Linked DNA regions of Homo sapiens: region 1 is linked to region 2. The links are chromatin contacts, found by Hi-C in ENCODE. All regions are on one chromosome and are shown on one strand. The core of a region is the stretch at or near the end of the contact, and the rest is flanking DNA. Distances in the headings are between cores, read along the strand shown.

Region 1 (5,124 bases), core at 1,234-3,733, 3.0 Mb before region 2:
TTTAAATGCTAATTGTTCCAGTAATTAGAAAGTTCTCTGGACAAAGCCCAAGGTCATTTCAAATGATTTCTAAACACTTATTAAAATAAACTCCCTTTTGTTTGGGGGCCAGCCCTAACTGGAAAAGAGTGTGTGTGTGTCCCTACAGGGAAAAGAATGTGTGTGTGTGTGTGTGTGTGTGTGTGTGTGTGTGTGTAGTGGAAAATGAAACCCTAATTTACACTCACTGAAGTTCCTTAGTCTTTGCCTGCCAAAGTACCAAGCCTCGGCTTTGATGTCTCTGTACAAGCAGAGACACTCTGGCTAAATGGAGAACCTTCCTCAAAGAAGGTGTTAGGAGAGCCATCCTCCCTACCCTTCCTAGGGGACTTCACTCTTTCTTGTCCCTACAGAAGGCAGTAGGACTGTCTACTCAGTCAATTTGGCACGGCTGAATGAAATGAGAGAGGGAGGGCCAAGGGCCACACCCTCAGGGTGACCCTCCTCTTCCAGGAGGCATCAGACAGCAGCTTCCACATGCTGGGTCGTTTTCCATGGGGTTCCTGTGTCCTTCAATTCTCAGCTCACAGAAAAAAGGCCGAGTTCGCAGGCTATTTGCAAATTGCACTGAGTGTTCTAATTTTCCTATTTAATTTGCTATTGTATTTATTACTTTGAAAATGGAGTGGTGTAGAAATAAGTCACCACTTATTTTTTAAGGCTTTTAAAACTAAGAGTTTAAATATTATAATTAGGGGAAAATCCTCTTTAAAAATTAAACAAAGCACTTGCTTAAATTTCATAACATGTCTGCAAAAAGCTTTACTAACCGCTTCATCATGAGACACAGAAAAAAGAAACAAGACATTAAACTCCCGAGAATCATCTCTTTTATCAGTACTAATGAGTATTAAATTGTATTGAAAATACAATAAAACTGGACATTTTCAATAAATGAAGCTCCCACTGCCTCCTCTAAGTACGTACAGTGGAAACACATTAATAAGCAAACGTGGGAAAATGAGGATCTGCTTAAATGCAACACAGCCTGTAAAAATCAACCAAAAGTGAACACGACCTGCTAATAAAGGTGCCAGTGCAGTGCCTGGAAAGCTTTCTACTATCATGAATATTATATGGTTCTCAAGAATACCAGTCATCAGCACAAACTGTGAAACAAATTATTTATGGTTCAAGAAAAGGTAAAATAGTCTCAGAAGACTTCCCATGAATAAAAGATGAAATAGTGGAACTCAGTCTATAAAACAAGTGTTTGCAAACCAGTTTTCTTACAAGTCAAAATGAGAATCGCATTGAAAATTAAGAGGTCTAAAAAATACAAGTATTTCTAAATGAAATATTTTCATTGAGTATCAATTTGAAGGGAAAAACAAAATTAAAAAAAGCAGGAGCTAAGCTTCAAGCAATAACAGACTTGGTTTCGCCATGCATGAATATATGGCTCATCCACCAAGGACCCGGTCATCAGTCTGAATTCTTTAAAATACTGGCCATGCACTTCAGTCCAGGCTTTGTTTTCTTTTTCACCTTTGCCTTGCACGTATATTAATTCATGGACTATTATAGAAGAATGCATTATTTTAAAGGCACTTTAGTTCTCTGCATTCTTTAGGAAATCGTGGTTTTCTGCGGGTAGCATTAAGGTTGAGGGTATAAATATATACTGATATTTGTCCCCTAAGAAAGTATCAGATTCGAAATTTAAGTTTGCAGCCTCTTTTGTGGAGCAATGTAAGGAACTGCACTGGTTGTTTTACCTTTCGGTTTAAAAAGAAAAACAGGCATATTAGGGAATTCTTGAGCTGAACCACAGGGAAACTTGGGGTTGCTTCTGTTCACATTAAAATTAACATGAACTTCCAAGCTGTTGTCATGCCAAAGGTGTTTTATTCTGTACCTGCACATGCTTCCATGATTTTCTTCAGAGGCCCTTGAGTGTACATTAGTCCAACAAGAATCCCAGCCAGATGCCCAGCGAAGGAAGTCCTAGGAGGGAAGGAGACCCTTTGTGAGTGTTTGTTCTGCTGCTGATTAGAGACATTCTGTCTTCTCATTAGCCCAGTGCATGTCAAATAGTCACAGTCTGCAGGCTTTGTTCCACATCAAGTCTTTTATGCTAAGCAGCATTTAACTCAGTCCAAAGAACAACATCTCCTACCTTAAAAAAAAGTACAATGAATAACAACCACCACATGTTTAAAACGCAACACCCCTCCTTAACCAGGGGAAGTGGGTTGTCTCCTCCAGAGCAGTGGAAGCATTTGGTCAAGACAAGTCATTACATCGCTTTCCGTTTTTTTTCTGTACCTCTTATCACAAAACATAAATAAAATCAGTTTTCTCTGTTTGGCATTAAATCTGGAATTATCCAGCCATTGTGAGGGATGATGTCTATCTGTGTTATGGCAGGGCAGACTGCTGCAGTTTTCTACACCATGGATGAGTGAAGCAGAGAGCAAGTGAAACTCAGCAAAAGGAACTGAGATGCCCACCTGCATCCACCAAAGTTGTCTTCATGTGTATGTTTCAGTCACTCAGAACAAAGAAACATACATTTAAATTTCAAACTTGAAAGATGAGTTAGGGCATGAAAGTGTTTGCGTTAGGGCATGACAGTGGTTTAACTCTTCTTAAACTGGCATCTAAAACCAGCAATTACTTGTAAGATTTATTTTCAGAGGTCTACTTTGACCCAAGTGGCAACACTCTTTGTGGAGTTCCCTGGCTGAATGACCTCCCAACCAGCCTGAGTTTAAGAAATTACTGGCGATTCTCAAAAACCTCTGCTGTTACCACAAAGGGGGGGGTCCTACACAACGAGTTGTTCTTTAAGCACTTGACCTCAATTTCCAGCTGCCCGCCACCCTCTAGACACCCCCGCGCACACATGCACACATCCACTAGCACCTTAAACTAGACTTTTCTGGGGTGCCACTCCCACTTCCCGTTTGTAATGCCTCTCATACCCCTCCCAGCCTTCCCATTCCTACTGCCACAACCATGCTTACTGCCATCTGGACTATTTGGAAATGCCCAGTGTTGGGCACAGAGTGAACCCCAGATGAATGTGTGTTGAATGAATAAAATAAATGAAAGAAAATCATCCAGCTGGTCTCCCTGCAAGCCAGCTCTTGCTCTCCAGTGCATCCCACACACGGCCATCAGTTATCCTCCTGAGGCAGAAGGCAAGTGGTGTCATTGCCATCCTCTGAAATCCACTGGTTCTCACAGAATACTCCGGTGTGTGTTTAAGCCCTTCCAACACTTGGCCTTGCCCATCTCTGCAAAGTCAGAGGGTGGAGACCTCATCGTCTACTACCTCCATTCCCACATGCCCCACTGTCACATCCCCCAAGCACTCTCTGACCATAGGCTAAGCCAAACAGCACCTCTGTCAAAAAATGCCACCCCAGTTGAAGAGCCGTTCTTTCCTTCTCCTGCCTCCCCTCAGAGCTGAGGCTCCTACCTTATTCTGGCACGAAGCCAGTCTGCTGGTGGCACAGTACTTACACGTCTGCCTGCCTGTCCGTCTCTCTCTGTCACACACAAACTCCCTGAGGGCAGCAATGGTGTCTCATTCATACATTATACAAAATTAGAAGCTTAAAAAAAAAAAAAAGCCAAGCAAATGAACGCATTCCCACAGCCTGGAATAGTGACCTCTCATTCCAGAAGGTGGGAAACTGAAAGTTATGAAAGAGCCTGATGGAGACTCCAAGAACATAGCCTTTATGTGGCTTTTACATATGTATTCCAAACACCCAGGACAGGGCCAGGCACATGAGAGGCACTCAAGGATATGTTGAGTAAATGGCTCAAGTGTGCCAGGACCGTTTCACCAAGACCAACAGGAGGTAAGTTAAAACCACTAGATGTTCAGCTCAGGGTGCTTGCTGAGCCACGGCAATCACAGAGCTAAGAATCCGCCATTTGGTAACCTACACGAGACTCAGAGTCAAAACCAATACATTTCGCCTACTATGGCAGCAGCCTAGGGGAGATTCCCTGAAACACCACAAGCAAGATGGTTCTGAGTAATTTTCTTTGTCTCCAAGCTATGAAAAGACTCGCTGGCTCTCAGGAAAAGAACATGCAATGAGGAACACTTGAAAGAAAGAGACAAACAGGAGCCTTGTAAAGAGAACAGCATTGATGCTTGTTCCCATTAGCTGACTAAATGACACTATTGCCCAGACAAGCCCTCACATACATGCACACGTGCTAAAAGTCATGGCACATGCATGCGCGTGCACACACACACAGACACGCACACACACCACATACACGATCATCCCCTCAGGAGAGCATTATTTTCATCAGATATATCTACTGAAACAGGAGTTCCCTGACCCCCCTCCCCCCCCGCTTGCAGGATGTGCCACAGTGGTGTAACTTGTCTGTTTGGTGACCGTGCATGCTTAAACCCCTTACGGGAAGGGGAGCACACAGATGGGCAGGTGCAGGAGCTGGGATGAGTGCCCCTAGGCTTCAGCCTCACGGCAACGTCCAGGGGTGTGTATCTGCGACTCCTGAAACCCAAGTGGGTGTGTGTTACAGTGCGCTCTTTTAACCTTGCGGTCCACAGGCAGCTTAAGGGTTAGACAGCTCAGTGAACCCTCTGCCTTTCCACAAAGGCAGAGGGCCAGTGTGAAAGTTTTCTGTTTCCCTGTTTCTTCTCTGGCATCCAGGAAAAATCAGATCACACGTGGACTTGAAGGATGAATGTGGGGCTTTTATTGGGTGATGGAGGTGGCTCCCAGTGGGATGGATGGGGAGGTGGAAGAAGGATGGAGTGGGAAGATGGTCTTCCCCTGGAGTTTGGCTGTCCAGTGACATATCTCCTCTCCGATCATGTCCAGGTAAACTCCCTCTTAGCATTCAGATGCTCCTTCTCTCTGTTGCGCCGTTCTGCTATTCTTCTGCTCTTCTGTTCATCTCCTTGTCTCCTTCTGGAGCCTGGGGTCTCAGGTTTATATGGATACAGGAGAGGGGGGTGTGGTGGGCCAATAGGCAGCTTTTGGATGCAAAAACAGGAATGCCTGTTCCCATTTAGGGCTGTGGGTTTCCAGGCTTGAGGGTGGGGCCTTTGCTGGGAACCGCCCTCTTCTACCCACTGTTTCTGCC
Region 2 (4,993 bases), core at 86-2,585:
ATACAATTAGAAGAAATGTGTGGGCTGGTTCAGCCTCTGCTTGGGAAACATACCCTGTGTAGGGACTGAGGGAAAAGAATTACTGGGTGGAATTTCATTTCTGTAGTGCAGTGGGTTGGTGAAGCTCTGTGGAGGGGTTTTTAAAGTCCATTGATTGTATTGAGTGACTCGCCACATACACATGTGTAATAAAGAGGTTTCATTAGATGCTGTATTGGGCCATTCTTGCATTGCAGTAAAGAAATATCTAAGACTGGGTAATTTATAAAGAAAAGAGGTTTAATTGGTTCGTGGATCTACAGGCTGTACAGGAAGCATGGTGCCGGCATGCTTCTGGTGAGGGCCTTAGGAAGCTTACAGTCATAGCAGAAGGTGAGGTGTGAACAGGCACATCACATGACAAAAGCAGGAGTGGGGGTGTGGGGGTGCCACACACTTTTAAACAACCATATCTCAAGGGAGCTCATTTACTGACTCAAGGAGAGCACCAAGGGGATGGCACTAAACCATTCGTGAGAAATCCACCCCCATGAGCCAACTACCAAGCCCCACCTGCAACATTGGGGATTACAGTTTAACATGAAATTTAGAGGCTGGGCCCGTTGGCTTACACCTGTAATCCCAGCACTTTGGGAGGCTGAGTTGGGCAGATCACTTGAGGTCAGGAGTTTGAGACCAGCCTGGCAACATGGCGAAACCCCATCTCTACTAAAAATACAAAAAACATTAGCTGGACGTTGGCAGGTGCCTGTAGTCCCAGCTACTCAGGGAGGCTGAGGCAGGAGAATCTCTTGAACCCGGGAGGCAGAGGTTGCAGTGAGCCAAGATCATGCCATTGCACTCCAACCTGGGTGACAGAGAGAGACTCCGTCTTAAAAAATATATATATATATATATATATATATATATATATATATATGCGAAATTTAGAGGGGACACATGTCTAAACTATGTCAGATGCTAAGCTGTAATGGATTGCAGTTTTCATACAGATCACAAGATCACATTCTGATATATGTCACAAAGTACAAGCTTTGAGGCCATCTGGTTTATGGAGAACTGGGGAGTTGCTGAAAGAATCAATGATGGACTTATTTATGACCATAGTAAGCGTTTCAGTTGTAACAAGTTATAATAAATGTACACTATGCTTTCTATGTAATCTATTTAGGTGAAATGGAGTATATCAAATCAAGGACCCTGTAGGGGAAAAGAAGAAAAGAGAACAGCAAGTTAAAATAGCTTTGGGCAGGAAAGCAGAGGCCCGTGAAGAAACCACTTTCTGTTTATGACTAATTCTCTCATGACCCCCAGGCTCGCCAGTTTTTTCAGGGTTGCTAAAGGCAGAATGGGTTCTAGTAACTACCAGAATGGGTACTGGTTTTCATGCTGAAAGACCGTATTTATCTGCTCTTAAGCCTCTAACTGAAATGGATGGCACATAGATTACACAGGGTCGAAAGTCATGTGAAAGTAACCCCTGAAGCCTTTGCAGAATATTTGTTTCTACTTTTGTTCTGTTTTTGGAAAGTGTATGTGATAAAGTAGTTTCTGTTTGCTTTTGAATATGGCATCATTAATTTTCTATATACCTACCAAAATTATTATTAGCTTGTGTGGCTGGTTCAGTTTTACTAAGTTGATTAATGTTTCTTCTAGACAAACAGCAGTCGATGAACAAGGAAAGGACCTACTGAAAGATATACCTGTAGAAAGAAAGATTTCCCCAAGGGTTTCAAATTTGATAAGTTAGCCAATATAAAGTATGAAATGTGAAGTTCAGATTTTTCACATAAATTACTTGGCATAATTATGTAGTGTACAACAGACTTTTTTCTGTGGTACTTAATGTAATTTGCTTAAACATAGACATCTTGGGGTAAAACACCTGCCATGTCCCAGAGACCCAGAATAATCTAGATTTTTTATCTTGTGTAGGTTGGACACAGTAAACTTTACTGGTTTTTGTCACTAAATATTAGTAGCAATTTTTTTCTTCATTCTGAACATTTTGTATGTAAGCTACTTTGTAATTTTTGTCACAGAAGAACGAAAAACTTCTTTAAAAATCTTTGTATTACAAGCAGTTTTTTTTTTTTTTTTTTTTTTTTTTTTGAGACAGAGTCTCACTCTGTCACCCAGGCTGGAGCGCAGTGGTGCTATCTTGGCTCACTGCAACTTCCACCTCCTGGGTTCAAGCAATTCTCCCACCTTAGCCTCCCGAGTAGCTGGGATTACAGGCGCCTGCCACCATGCCTGGCTAATTTGTTTTTTTGGAGAGATAGGGTTTCACCATGTTGGCCAGGCCTAGTCTTGAACTCCTGGCTTCAAGTGATTCGCCCTCCTTGGCCTCCCAAAGTGCTGGGATTACAAGTGTGAGTCACCATGCCCGGCCCAAAGTAGTTTGATGCATAATTGAAAATTGTAATCTTATGACTGTGGATAATGGTGCTGTGTCTTCTGTATGACTCATGATAGCATGGTTGAATGACCCGTTGTACACCATGAAGATACCTTTTTGCTTAAAGACTCAGCTGCTCCTAGTTTGGTCTTCAGCTGTCAAATGTATACGTCCTGATGTAGAGTTATATTTTACTTCTCCCCTGCCTCCCTCTCTCTCTCTCTCTCACAAATCCCTAGGTAGTGTCGCCTGCCTCTGGTGGGACCCTATTCAGCGGTTACTCTTCTCAGGAGCATCTGACAACAGCATCATCATGTGGGACATCGGAGGAAGGAAAGGCCGGACGCTGTTACTTCAGGGCCATCAGTGCGTGACCACTTGTGGGGGTGGGGAAAGAATCCGAGTTAGTGGGGAGCTAGTGAAAGGCATTAATAGTCTGATACCACTTTCTGCAAACCCCACGTTCTAAGATGGCAATTATCATTGATAGGGCTCAGTTCACTTTTAACTGCTTTCTGTCAGCCCCGAGTGTCTGATGTTTAGTAGCAAAAAACTAAACAAAACAAACAAACAAACAAAAAAACAAATGCAGGGCTTTCTTCCTCCTTAGTCCAAAGAGCACTTGCCACTTTTTCTCTCAAGGAGTCACCCTGTTGAAATATCTGATTAAGGCAGGCATAGGATAGAGATGCAGGTGAGGACTTTGACCATGGAAGGTTGCATGTAACATGATACTAAGCTGTTGTTGAGCTGGGAGCCTAACTTGTTTTTTGTTCTTTGTTTTTTTATTCTAAAAGATATTAAATTAAGAAATGTTGTCTAGTTTGACAGTGGAATTCACCTGAGTGATACCATTGTATATTTAGGATCTTGCCCTGTAGCCCTGAAAGAAAAAGAAATACATCTTCACCTTGCTTTCTTTTCTTTCCTTTTTGGCTAGGCTGCAGCTGTTACTATAATCACAGTCAAGCTGAAAATTAGCTGAGGAAACATATTATACACAAGTATAACAGGCCAAGAGCTTGTTTCCTTGGGCATCCTAAGGGGTAGTATGACAGGCATGCAGGAGGGACAGAGGTCTTTACCCCATCTGTGTGTGTCTGTGTGTGTTTGTGTGTGCACACTAGTGATCTTTGTGGTGTTTGACTCCTTGTTCATATGAATTGTGGTCAGTAGGGGAGTTATACCTCCTTCGTTCTTGTTTCTGAACAAGTAGGTAAATCTTATGCATCTGAAAGGGAAATCATGTTGATTGGTCCCAAAAACCATAGCCCTCATCAAATCTCTGGCCTACAATTCTTAATGACCGATTTGAAAGTAGTCATATATTTTATAGAAAGTATCATTCTGTATTATGAGTTATAAAATGCCAAGTAAAGTTTATACTAGAATTCATTTTACCATGCTAAATAGTCAGTGGTAAAATACCACTTGCTGATTTTAATGAGGAGAGCAATTTGAGCCTAAATGAAGACAGTTCCTGTGTTTTTCCGCATGGAGACAAGTGACTGTTGTGTGTGCTGTTTGCAGTGACAAGGTGCAGTCGCTGTGCTACCTTCAGCTCACCAGGCAGCTCGTCTCCTGTTCCTCGGACGGCGGAATTGCAGTGTGGAACATGGATGTTAGCAGAGAAGAGGTAAGAGACAAGGGCAAGTCCAGGCTGATCGGGGGAGACCCCCAGGAACCTGGCTTCTTCTTGGCTTTTCACCCCGCAAGCTGTAAATGCTGGTCCAGGTGCAGACAGTCCCAGCTTCCCCTTCTGCTAATGGGTTATTTCTGACAAGGTCCTTTGTGTCATTTTGCATTGCTTCCTCTGCTCATTTGAGAGTTTCTACCAATGACATGCAGTATATACAATCAGCGTTTAGGCTGGTTCTCAGCCTTGAGCAATACACTGAGATAACACTTTGAGACAGATTTCTGGCATATCCAGTGATTTGGACTGCATAGAGGTCCTCCGAAGCACCATTGTGGTCCCGTAGCATTCCTGTAGGAAACCCTGAGAGATGCATCAGTGACTGCTGTCAGGGACATAGCTAAACACTTGACAGGTTTCTGGGAAAATATATTTCCATTTCTCTGCTTTTACTTCCCATTGAGTTCTAGTTCACTGAGGCCATGTCGACATAGTATTCTTTTCAGGTGACCTAATTTCTAACTTGGTTCGGCCACTAACTAGTTGTGAGACCTTATTTGGTTAAGTGCCTTAATTTCTCTAAGTATCTGTTCCCTCCTACATAAAGTGGAATTGTGGAATGAAATGACTTCTCAGTTGTCTTCCAGTTCTTTAGACAGACAGTCTAATTGTCTAAACAATCTCTCTCTCTCTTTTTTTTTTTTGAGACAGGGTCTTGCTTTGTCACCCAGGCTGGAGTGCAGTGGCATGATCTTGGCTCTCTGCAGCCTCAACCTCCCAGGCTTAAGCGATCCTCCCACTTCAGCTTCCTGAGTAGCTGGGGCTACAGGCATACACTACCATGCACAGCTTATTTTTCAATTTTTTTTTTTTTTTTTTGGTAGAGACAGGGTCTTGCTGTATCGTCTAGGCTGGTCTCAAACTCCTGGGCTCAAGCAATCCTCCTGCCTCAGTCT

Evidence for each region. A loop is a pair of places that touch in the nucleus more often than their neighbours do. Pooled maps may share reads with other maps.
Region 1: a loop to region 2 is called in a map of B cell, with 13 times the contacts of the local background. The contact joins two enhancer-like sites. A Hi-C loop is called at or near these places in 1 of 168 maps with a recorded cell type or tissue (B cell), 2 of 37 single-sample maps with no recorded cell type and 1 of 50 pooled maps.

What each region holds. Positions count from the first base shown.
Region 1 is chr2:226,903,655-226,908,778 of GRCh38, reverse strand. RHBDD1 (rhomboid domain containing 1) reads right to left here. Exons shown (of 9, transcript NM_001167608.3): 6 at 1,898-1,986. Among named protein-coding and RNA genes, the nearest start is that of RHBDD1, 70 kb to the right of the region's middle. RefSeq lists a silencer at 3,783-3,932. Within about 2 kb of position 2,483, at least 3 of the 41 ENCODE cell types and tissues checked have a DNase peak (open chromatin) inside an H3K27ac peak, as active enhancers do; they include B cell, where a contact is called at or near this core.
Region 2 is chr2:223,893,278-223,898,270 of GRCh38, reverse strand. WDFY1 (WD repeat and FYVE domain containing 1) reads left to right here. Exons shown (of 12, transcript NM_020830.5): 7 at 2,641-2,767; 8 at 3,932-4,037. Among named protein-coding and RNA genes, the nearest start is that of WDFY1, 50 kb to the left of the region's middle. RefSeq lists enhancers at 1,133-1,332, 1,453-1,512, 2,254-2,313, 2,324-2,473, 2,484-2,543. Within about 2 kb of position 1,335, at least 5 of the 41 ENCODE cell types and tissues checked have a DNase peak (open chromatin) inside an H3K27ac peak, as active enhancers do; they include B cell, where a contact is called at or near this core.